2 separate regions of the Homo sapiens genome follow, and region 2 is linked to region 1. Evidence: read pairs that join two places in POLR2A ChIA-PET (ENCODE). Cell type or tissue: PC-9. All regions are shown on one strand. Each heading gives the region's core, and the rest is flanking DNA. Links, peaks and the distances in the headings are about the cores only.

Region 1 (5,395 bases), core at 188-5,187:
CCTATAGGTCAGTGTTGAACTGCCCTAAGCCCCTACTTGTTTCCCCCACCCACTCTTTGGTGCCCAAAGTATGGAGCAGGCCAGGGTGCAGGGGGATGATGTGTCAGCACTGCTGGAGCGTGCACACACCTGGCTGGGCTGTGATAGCACCCATGCTTGGCCCCAACCCCACTACAAGATCGGAGCAGGCACTGGGAATGGGGAAAGGCCAGGAAGTGAGAGCAGTCACCACCAAGCCTGTGGGGTCAGGAGGGCCTTCCCAGACCCCTGAGGGTGCAGAATCCAGAGATGCCTGGGACCTGCACATGGGAAGGCAGTGGAGCGCATGCATATGCACTTGGTAGAGCATACAGGCAGCACCAGTTGTGCCTCCTCACAGCCTGATTTGGGGACTTCAGGTCCTCACAGGGCCCCTCTTTGCCCACTCCTCTGTGCCTGACCATGCTGCTCCCCTACTGGCAGATGGCTTGGCCTGGCCCCATCATGGTGTCTCCATGGAATGTGGCACCATCCCAGGCCCAGCTCCACCTCCTCCCTGTGTCCTCCCCACAGCAGCATCAGGCAAGAGTGGCGACACAGGGCCGAATCCCAAGCCATGGATTTTATAGTCTGGGCCTCTGGGTAGGTCCCACCTGGCTATGTGAAGGTGGGGGTGGTGTGGTTGGCTGTGTAGTCGGCTGCCTTGGGTATGTGGGGCAAAGAGACCCACTGCTGCCACTGCTGCTTCTTCAGTTCCCCCTGCTGCCATCACTCACATCTCCCCACTGCAGCCAGCACCATGGCAGCAGCTGCTCCGGATTGCCTGTAGCTGACATCATTATTACATGAGACTCTGTCTTGTTTAAATGCTGTGGAAACTGTTGATATTTATATTTTTAGTGGTCAGTTAAGCTGGCTGAGTTTAGGCCACAACTTTCAACTTGCCTTCTGTAGGTTGTAGTCCTGATGTCAGATAAGTTTTCAAGTCTTCACAGTGTTACTTGGATCTGTTTCTTGTGTGTACCTTCCAGGGTCCAACTTGAGTCCTGGGTGGTAGACTATATATGGATTCACTTCTCAAGGTTTTTAGTGTGCTGAATAGGATCAAGTCTACATTTAGGGAGCTGTAGATGAGCCCAGGTGTTTATAAAAATGTTTGTGGTTACTTTCTCAACATTTTCTCTGCCATTATTCTCTGGAATTTTCCAGTTGTCTGAGCCTTCTTTTTCCCCCAAGCAGAGTGCTGAGACTTTAGTTACCACTGTTTACCATGACCTTCTGTAACTGTGCCAGCACCCAGGGCCAAGTTTTGGGAGGGCAGAGAAAAAACATAGTTGGTCCTACCTTCTGGAACCCCAGTGTGTTGAGTTCAGCCCAGGATATACTGGAGGGAAAAAATTCCAAACTCATTATTGGATTAATGGTATTTTGAATTCTGATCTTCTTCTCTACTCTTCCATATACTGTGTACTTTTCAAAGCCTTCAAATAGCTGGTCCTTGCAGTCTGTCCGGGTTTTGTGGCTGTCTTCAGTGAGAGTCATGTTGGAAGGTGATCACTCCCATCTTACCTGGGGTCGAAACTTTTTTATTCCATTTTTTAAAGTAATTATAATGCTATTGTTCCATCAGTGTGATTTAAATTAATACTTAGTGCCAGGGATGGTGGCTATGCTTATAATTCCAACAACTCAGGTGGCTGAGGCAGAAGGATTGCTGGAGGTCAGAACTTCAACATTGCAAGACCCAGCCTCTAAAAAAATAAAATAATTAGGCAGGTGTGGTGGCATGTGCCTATAATTGCAGCTACTCAGGAGGCTGTGGCCAGACGATTGATTCTAGGATTTCAAGGCTGCACTGAGCTATGATCATGCCACGACACTCCAGTCTGGGTGACAGGGTGAGACCTGAATCCTTAGATAAATAAATAAATACACACACACACACACACACAAACACACACAGCAACCACTATGATGATTGAAACATGTCAGAATGCAAAAGCAAGAACACCTCTATTTAATAACTGTAATATAATTTTGGAGAATTGATGGGAGGCAATTGCTTGCATTTCTTATAGACTATTCCAAATTATTAATGTTAATTACTTAAAATGATTTTATTTTTACACTGTAGAGTTAAAATAACCAACTTTCTTGCTGAATGAAACTGTATGATAGTACCTTAATTTACGTTTCATTTGTGTTTCAATACTCTAGCCTAAAATCAGTACTTTTTCTATTTTCTATAGAAAATAATAAAACTTTCTATATCTGAAACTGTATACAGGTGATGAGCTTTGAGTTGGATGCACAGTAAGATGTTTTGCTTTTAAACCAGATATGCAAAGAGAGGCAACGATCTATGTGGCTTTAGCAAGGGAAAATAACCTGTTGAACTATTTCTTTCACTATATGTTCAAGAGAGTACTTAGGGAGAAAGAGATTAATTCATTTTTAATGCTAGGAAAATACAGTCATTAAAAAGCAGATAATATAAAACGCCAGAAATGCTTTTAACATTACTAGAAGTGCACTTCTTTCTGAAATAGCTTGTTACTTTTGGAGATCTAGATAGGCTGAGGTATTAAATATTAAAATAGAGGGTGCTTTTTAAAATGCAGTGTTTCTTATCAGAAAAAACATTTGAACAAGCATTTCTGTTGTATAATTCATGATATTGCTAATAAGATAGTCTAGGAGAATTATTTGTTACGCTTTTGAGAATGACTGGGATTTTTTTTTTTTATGAGAGAGTATTCCCTGTTCATGTCCTCTTAAATATATATGAGTACTGTTAAACTATATGGGATAGTCACCTGACTGATTTTTTCATATTAGTATGGTCTCCCTATATTTTATGGGAAAATCAATTCAAATAAGAATATTAATGTGAATTTTGCTACCTTCAACAGCATGAGAAGTCAGCAGCACATTTTAAACTATTGATGTAACAGGAAAATAAGTGTTGGAAGGATGTCCCTCTGAACATTTTTATTCAGATTTTCTGCAATAGAAATTAGTATGACTTGCTATTCCTATTTGTGTGTGTGTGCGTGTCTGTGTGTGCGTGCGTGTGTGTGTGTGCATGCGCGCAACTAAATAATATAAACGTAGCCACTGGTCTTCAAAAGAATGCTCCCCTCTTGACTTCTCTCCAGTCTTAGTCATCCATTGGCATGTCAGTAGCTTTTTTTATGGTAGGAACAAGCAATGAAAAGTTGCCCAACTTGTTTCAAATAACAATCCAACTGCGGGGTTCTGCATGCCACCTCAGTTCATCAGTAAACACTATTTACAAAAAATGTATCCATAAGTTTTTGCTACATCGTACTTGAATTATTTTGGTGGATAGAGTTCTTAATACATAATTGTTGATTACTGTAAGTGCTTTTCCAAACTTTCACATTTCTATCACTAAATAGCTAACATGTAAAAAGTAGAAGTAATTTTTCAAGGCATGTTGGTTACTGCCTTTGCTTCAGCATTTTCTGCCCTTAGAACTATTTATCCAATATTAAATGACTTTTTTTTGTAAGATGGCAGACCTTTTATTTTGTTCACACTATTTTATAAATAAAATATTGGGGTGTATAAACATGATTAAAATATGCTATGTACAAATATTAATATGTGACTATGAAACATGATTATTTTCTTGAAGCCTATTCCAATAATTTAGGGAAAATTTTAGAATTTAAACATTTTCCTGTTAACATTATGTTATAATCCACTTAAAAACATTATGTTATAATCCACTTTCTAAATGAGCTGATATCAGTGTTCATTATTTTATAATAGCTATAAGAACCGCATGTAGATATTCTGAGGAAAGTTTTGATGAAAAACACCTCCATTGTTCTCTGACTAGTTATAAATACTGTTGGGGAATGGGTGATGCATTCCCAGTGGTTTCATGTTTAACATTATTTATATTTAAATTTTTTTATTTATGAAAAACAAAAGTGATATTTTAGAGTATCCCAGATTTTAAAATATTTATTTAATTTAGGAAGAAAAAACAGGTTTTTACAAATTCATAGAATTAAAGACAATTTTTGTAAATTCAAATTGTGTAGTTACCTGAATTCTTAAATCATATAAACTGTTTTTTCCATGAATGAGAGAAAGGAAGATCCCTCTTGACTTTATGGATGTTAGAGCTGCCTTCACATGCTAGAGGCATTGCTCTACAATTTTTCTTTTGCAACATTCCTCTGGTTTGGGCTGATAGTAACATTTTTATGATGTTTAAACAAGTTTTCATGCTTCCAAGGAAAACTGAAGAGAATGACTGGATTAGTAAGATCTTGCAGTAGATTAGAGAACTGCCAAAACTCAGTTAATTTAACTATCATTAGCAAACAGTTCACAAATAAATAGTTTATTTTCTTAAAAAAAGGAGGATGTAATCAGAGCCATATTTGAAAATGTGCATATAACTTACAGAATTGAGAGTTGGTACTCTTTTAAGGATAATTCTCATATATTGAGCTAAGAGTGCACAAATCAGTAAAATCTGGCTACATAAAATTATTTTTTCTCCAAAGAAGCTAGTATTTGAGAGTTCCTTTAATTACTGCTTCCTTAACTATTTGTTTCTTATGTGCAGAGTGAGTACAGACTTAACAGCAGGTGTTCATTTTAATATAAGAACAAATGTATGAAGGCTTTTAATCTTAACATAGTACCGTATATGAGCTGCTTATTTAGAGTTATTAATATATAAGATAGTTAATGGTACTTGGATTATCTCTTTGCATTTTTTTTGTCTTATTACATCTGTTTAAATGGAGGCTTTTAGAGTAGCTAGAGCCTGGTCATTGGGCATTTTGGGGACATTTACTATGAGATGGCTATTGGGAAGGTTTAAATCTGGTCAAGAAATGATTTCTCTCTTTAGAAAATTCAGCCTAGAAATCATAGAACAAACTAGAAATGTTAGATGCCCAGGCTCGGTGTTTTAATCTATGAGTTATAACATAGTTCTAGTCTCCAGTGAAAAAAGTCGTCAATAAGACATGGCCCAGGTCTCACAGCCATTTTTTTCTTCAGTTCTTCTCTTTAGGCCAAATAATGCCTAAATGTGCTTGAGAAGTACAGGTTGAATAAATGACTACCTGAAATCCCCATTTACAAATTGGTCTGATACAGAGTAGATTTCTCAGAATGTCTTCACCAGACAGTATAGTTTTTGGTAAACTGTATCTGTGTAAATTGTCACCCTGACATCAACAAGTGGCACCAACACAGGCATAATTTACCAGAAAAAAATTCCTGAAATTATCATGGTTCTATAAGCAAATTCTGGAGGTGAGGTGCAGTTGTTTCAAATACATCCTCCTCCTTCAGAGTATTTATCTGAATCTTCTGGATCCATAGCACATGAAGGAGAATTTCAGAGTGAGATCACCTGGTT
Region 2 (5,395 bases), core at 286-5,285, 57 kb before region 1:
TTATTTTAAAATGTGCAATTAAATTATTATTGGCTACAGTGACCTGGTTGTGCTAGCAAATTGTAGGTCTTATACATTCTTCGAAACTATTTTTTTGGAACCCATTAACCTTCTCCACCTCCCACATCAACCCTCCACTACCCTTCCCAGCCTCTGGTAACCATCCTTCTACTCTCTGTGTCCACTGAATTCTCATTTGATTCTGACAATAACTTGGTGAAGGACACAGGGCAACCCCCCTGTTATTATAGAAAAAAACACTGAGGCTCCGAGGAGTTAAGTGATGTCCAGAGGCTTGACAGCTAATAAACAGCAGAGTCTGGCCTAGCATCCAAGTCTTCTGACTTCAAGTCTAGTGCTTCTTTCCTGTATTCCTTGATCATTGAATCACTTGACCTGGAAATATGTGCTTTCACCTTTGTCAGAAAAATAAAGCCACTGGGATTTGAATCCTGGTGAGAAGCAATAATGTGAAGCTTCCAAATTCCATTGCTCTGTTTTTATTGTGTCTGTCTTATTTTAGAAACATATGTTTTAGGATGTACTGTGTAAATGCCAGTTTCAATTTTACAATGGAAAGTGAAAAACAGTGGCATGAGAAAATGTATATTTCACTTATATGTATGGCTTTCCCAAGGACATGTTTCACTTTCAGTGGATTTCACAGTTTTTTTGTTATTTTATTTTATTTTTTTAGTGACATAGCCTTGGAGTAATGTTAAGTTACTCATAAAGAAGGGATTTTAATGAATATCTGTGGAAGATACTCTTATTTATTGCTGGTGCCTTTCTTTCACTAACTAAATGTTATAGCCAGTCTCTGGAGCACATCATGATACTGAACCAGTTTTTCATCACCAGTTTCCATTCTCTTTTGAGCTCCCACACCCAGAAACCATCATGCAGAGGATCAATGGCCTTGTAGTGTAATCTGTTCTTTTTCTGTGAGTTACTGTTCCAGTCTGGTTCCTCCTGTGCTGAATTACTTCTTTCATGAAATAACCAAAATGAGGTGGGGGAGAGGATTGGGCAGGATCTCAGTATTTTTTGAAATGTTTTGAAGAGTAATTGAAAATTTAAACAAAATCAAAGAGAGAAAGCGTGGCCAAGCTGTGTGTGAGTTATTTTGAATTTACAAAACTGTTGTACACATGTTTTTAAATATATATCCAGTTAAGAAATAGTGCCTGCAAGAACAGATTAGAACTGGGATGTAAATGAAAAATCTATATATGGATAAAAATCTTCTATATTATGAGGATATACTTGGTTTTGGACAAAAAAATAAAAAATAAAAAATAAACCTTTCCTTCAGAAATCTCTCAGAAGGGAACAATTTCTCTGGGGACCATTCATTTCATTTGTCAACGATTCACTTCTACCTGCTGAATTACAGAGTCCTGATTAGCTTTCATACTTTATAAGAATCGATACTTTACTTGTCAAACATGATTCAACATTTGTCAATTGTACTTGGAAATACAAACAATTCAAAATATGTCTCAATCTCAGAGGATGTCCAACTTCTATTATTTTAATTTTTAATTTTAGTATTTAAAATTTTTTTTAACTTTTAATTTTTGTGTGTGCATAGTATTAAGTGTATATATTTGTAGAGTACATGAGATACTTCGATATAGGCATATAATGCATAATAATCACATCATGATAAATGGAATAAATAACCCCTCAAGCATTTATCCTTTGTGTTACAAACAATCCAATTATATACTTTTAGTTATTTTAAAATATACAATTAATTATCATTAACTATACCCTATTTTTATTAATAATGCTATACCATAGTATTATTTTATTAATAACACTATACCGTAGTATTATTTTATTAATAGCACTATACCATAGTATTACTTTATTAATAGCACTATACTGTAGTATTACTTTATTAATAGCAGTATGCTGTAGTGTTATTTTATTAATAGCACTATACCATAGTATTATTTTATTAATAGCACTGTACTGTAGTATTATTTTATTAATAGCACTATACCATAGTATCATTTTATTAATAGCACTATACCGTAGTATCATTTTATTAATAGCGCTATACCGTAGTATCATTTTATTAATAGCGCTATACCGTAGTATTTTATTAATAGTGCTATACCGTAGTGTCATTTTGTTAATAGCACTATACCGTAGTGTCATTTTATTAATGGCACTATACCGTAGCATCACTTTATTAATGGCACTATACCATAGCATCACTTTATTAATGGCACTATACCATAGCATCACTTTATTAATGGCACTATACCGTAGCATCACTTTATTAATGGCACTATACCATAGTATTATTTTATTAATGGCACGATACCATAGTATTATTTTATTAATAGCACTATACCATAGTATTATTTTATTAATAGCACTATACTGTAGTATCATTTTATTAATAGCACTATACCATAGTATCATTTTATTAATAGCACTATGCCATAGTATTATTTTATTAATAACATTATCAGATTTCCTAAAATATGTATAGCTTTTCATACCTAAATTTCTACATTATGGTATTAAAAGCTATACATATTTTAGGAAATCTGATCATAAAATGCATGTAGAAAGGTCTGTGAGGAAACATTTAATACTGGTACTTATATTCAGGTCAACATCTGGGTAAAAATGGGACTATAAGAATAATATACATATATTCTCTTTGTGATTAGTTGAAAGCTAGATCACCAAATTTAAAAGGATGGATTCACTTGTAAATAACTTTGAGTGTGTGTCTTTGAGCTTTTTATGGCTCAGTTCTCTATGTAAAGGTATTTGAAAAATGTTAGCATCTCCTTATATCGGTAATGTTTGTAGCAATTAAAATACTATGTTAATGCAGAGTAACATAGAAAGGTTGCTTGCATTTCAACCTTTGTAGTTTGGAAACCATTTAGAAATGTATTTCCTTATCCACTTTGCTATTATGGAGCTAAGTGCTTGGAATATTATTTGAAGTGAGATTTCTATGAAATAAAATGAAACACAACGGAAATGTGTATTTTTATATTTGCCTTTCAACCGATAATACAGCATCTCCATGCGGATTGAATCCAAGCCTGTAACACAGTGAAGCCTCCTATTAGCAACAGTTCTGTGAGGCTCTTTGCTGAGGGTCTGCCTGTGTGCCATTCCTTCATGACAGCCATCCTCCTTTGATGACAATGTTCCTTTTATTGTGTTTATGAACTTGTTAAGAATTGTAGGAACCATGTTTGGAGATGACACTGTTTCTACATTAAACGTTTGAACTTTAAATATAAATACAAGCAGAATTGAAGCTATGAAATTGGTCTGCCCTACTGTGTCTATTATATTGGGAGGGAAAGAGAATTGTAGAAGTAGGAGGTTGTAAGAAGGAAAGATTAATTGTTTAATTACAGCTGAATAGGAGAATAAAGGTAACAGGCTCATTGCATAATATCTAATAATATCCAACCCCAACACACACACACGATAGAACAACATTGTTTTTGCCCAAAATTACTATTTTACAGAAAAGATTTATAATTACAGAGCTAAAAAGTAACATTCTGGAAAGATTAATATGCATATAGCACCAACAATGTTGTCAAACTTAAACTGAGTTTTCACCGTCCTGATAAATTGATAGAAGCTGTTCTTATCCACCCTAATCAAAGTTACTTTTTCTGTTTCTTTATAAATATATGTATTCAAATGAAAATCATAGTCCTAGTTTGCTCTCTGATCCCAGTTTAATGAAGGTAGTCAGGAAAGGTCTTTTGAGGAGGTGCTATTTGAACTGAGTCCTGATGGGACTACCGTGGGAAGGAGGTGTCCATGCTGAGTTGGAGAATGGCTTTCAAAGCAGAAGGAATGGAAAATGCAAAAGCCCTCAGAGGGAGTGAGCTTGCTATGGGGATGGGTGAGAGAGGTTAAAAAGAGTGGGAATGAGGTGAGGTTGGAGAATTCTGCAGAAGGCAGATTTTGCTGGACCTTGAAGACTATGATATGGAATTTGGATTTTTAATTACAAGGAGAACCCATGGAATGTTTGAAGAAGGAAAGTGACATCTAATGTTCATTTTAGAAGGATTATCCTTGTTTTTCTGTGTAGAAAGAAACAGAAAACAGGAGAGACCTTTGCAGTCATTTGAGCAAAATATACTGGTTCAGTTATGTATTCATTTGTCCAGTCAACAAAAATTCACTGGAGTCCCACCATATGCCAAGGAACTGCTGTAAGTCCTGGGGATACCATGGTTATTAAGGTAAGGATCTTACTCTCATGGAGTTTTGACTAGTAGGAGGTTCAGTAGTGTTAAGTCCCATGAAGACAATACAGGTAATTCAATGGAATGGGAGTATCTAATTACATTGAGTGTCAGGGTCATGGTGGATCCTGAATGACTACAGGAAGCCAAGCATGAGAAAATCTCCAGAAAGAACTTCAACCCAAGGGAAGCACGAGTGCAAAGGGCCTAAGATGAGAGCACGCCAGGCATAAAACAACAACATTGTGTCTGGAGGATTGAGTGACGGCGGCGTGGGCGGGGGAAGTATCTGGCAACTAGAGGGAATCAGCTGCAGCCTCATTAGCTGGGTGAAGTGACTTTCTGTGAGACTGTTGGGCAAATGGGCATGGAGAGAGAGAAAGAGATAAAGATTGAAGAGGAGTTTATGGTGCTGTGTCAACTATTAATGTTTCCTTGGGACTAGCACAGGATGTATCCACCTGGTTAGGAGCCCCACACTCCTCAGGCCGTCATGTATAAAGCAGTTGGCTCATGAACTTCATTTTTGTCAAATTCCTGTTATCTTATTTAAATGGTAGTACTGGCTTTTAGCATTATTGTTATTTTGTTTTAAAAAAAACATTCTTAATGATAATTGTCAGGAATTGATTTTCTGCTCACTACTTTACTAAATTCTAAAATGACTATTGCTTAGAGGCAGATAAAATATCTTGTTCTTTAAGAACAACGTCGAGCTATATACATTGGGAATATCCCTCACACTGTTTAAAACCATATTGCTTTAAGTGGTGTATAATGCAACATTTATTGAACTATTTGAAAGTCCCTAATGTGCAGATTCACGTGAAATTACCCCATGTGTCTAGTTTGCACCACTTAACATCCTTTTAATGGAAGCAGGTGGAAAATGTGAAAAAAAAAATGACTAAAATGGCTGTCTTGCCTATTGTTTGAGCATGTAGTTGTTCTGACCAGAAAGTGAAAATTATTGAAAAGGAAAGTTGTTTTTTATTAGCTTGAAGACCTGTTCCAGAACTGTTATTAAAGTGGATGCTAAGTGGAGTATGTGACATTTGCTTCATATGCACAGTGGATGATTGATTCCCTCAGCCTAACTGATAGAGTATTTTTTCTCCTGACCTTGGTGCAATTACATT

What was found. Peaks named below come from ENCODE experiments on the same cell type or tissue, not always from the same donor. Only the 100,000 strongest peaks of a DNase experiment are listed, where the experiment ranks them.
Region 2: POLR2A ChIA-PET joins it to region 1 with 7 read pairs; 2 of 35 experiments call an interaction of 5 or more read pairs at or near these places.

What each region holds. Positions count from the first base shown.
Region 1 is chr13:93,473,250-93,478,644 of GRCh38, forward strand. The region is part of intron 1 of GPC6 (glypican 6); the gene reads left to right. Among named protein-coding and RNA genes, the nearest start is that of GPC6, 250 kb to the left of the region's middle. RefSeq lists an enhancer at 431-1,017. In PC-9, for the core only: no CTCF peak of the experiment used is centred there; a DNase peak (open chromatin) is centred at 3,142.
Region 2 is chr13:93,416,566-93,421,960 of GRCh38, forward strand. The region is part of intron 1 of GPC6 (glypican 6); the gene reads left to right. Among named protein-coding and RNA genes, the nearest start is that of GPC6, 190 kb to the left of the region's middle. In PC-9, for the core only: no CTCF peak of the experiment used is centred there; no DNase peak of the experiment used is centred there.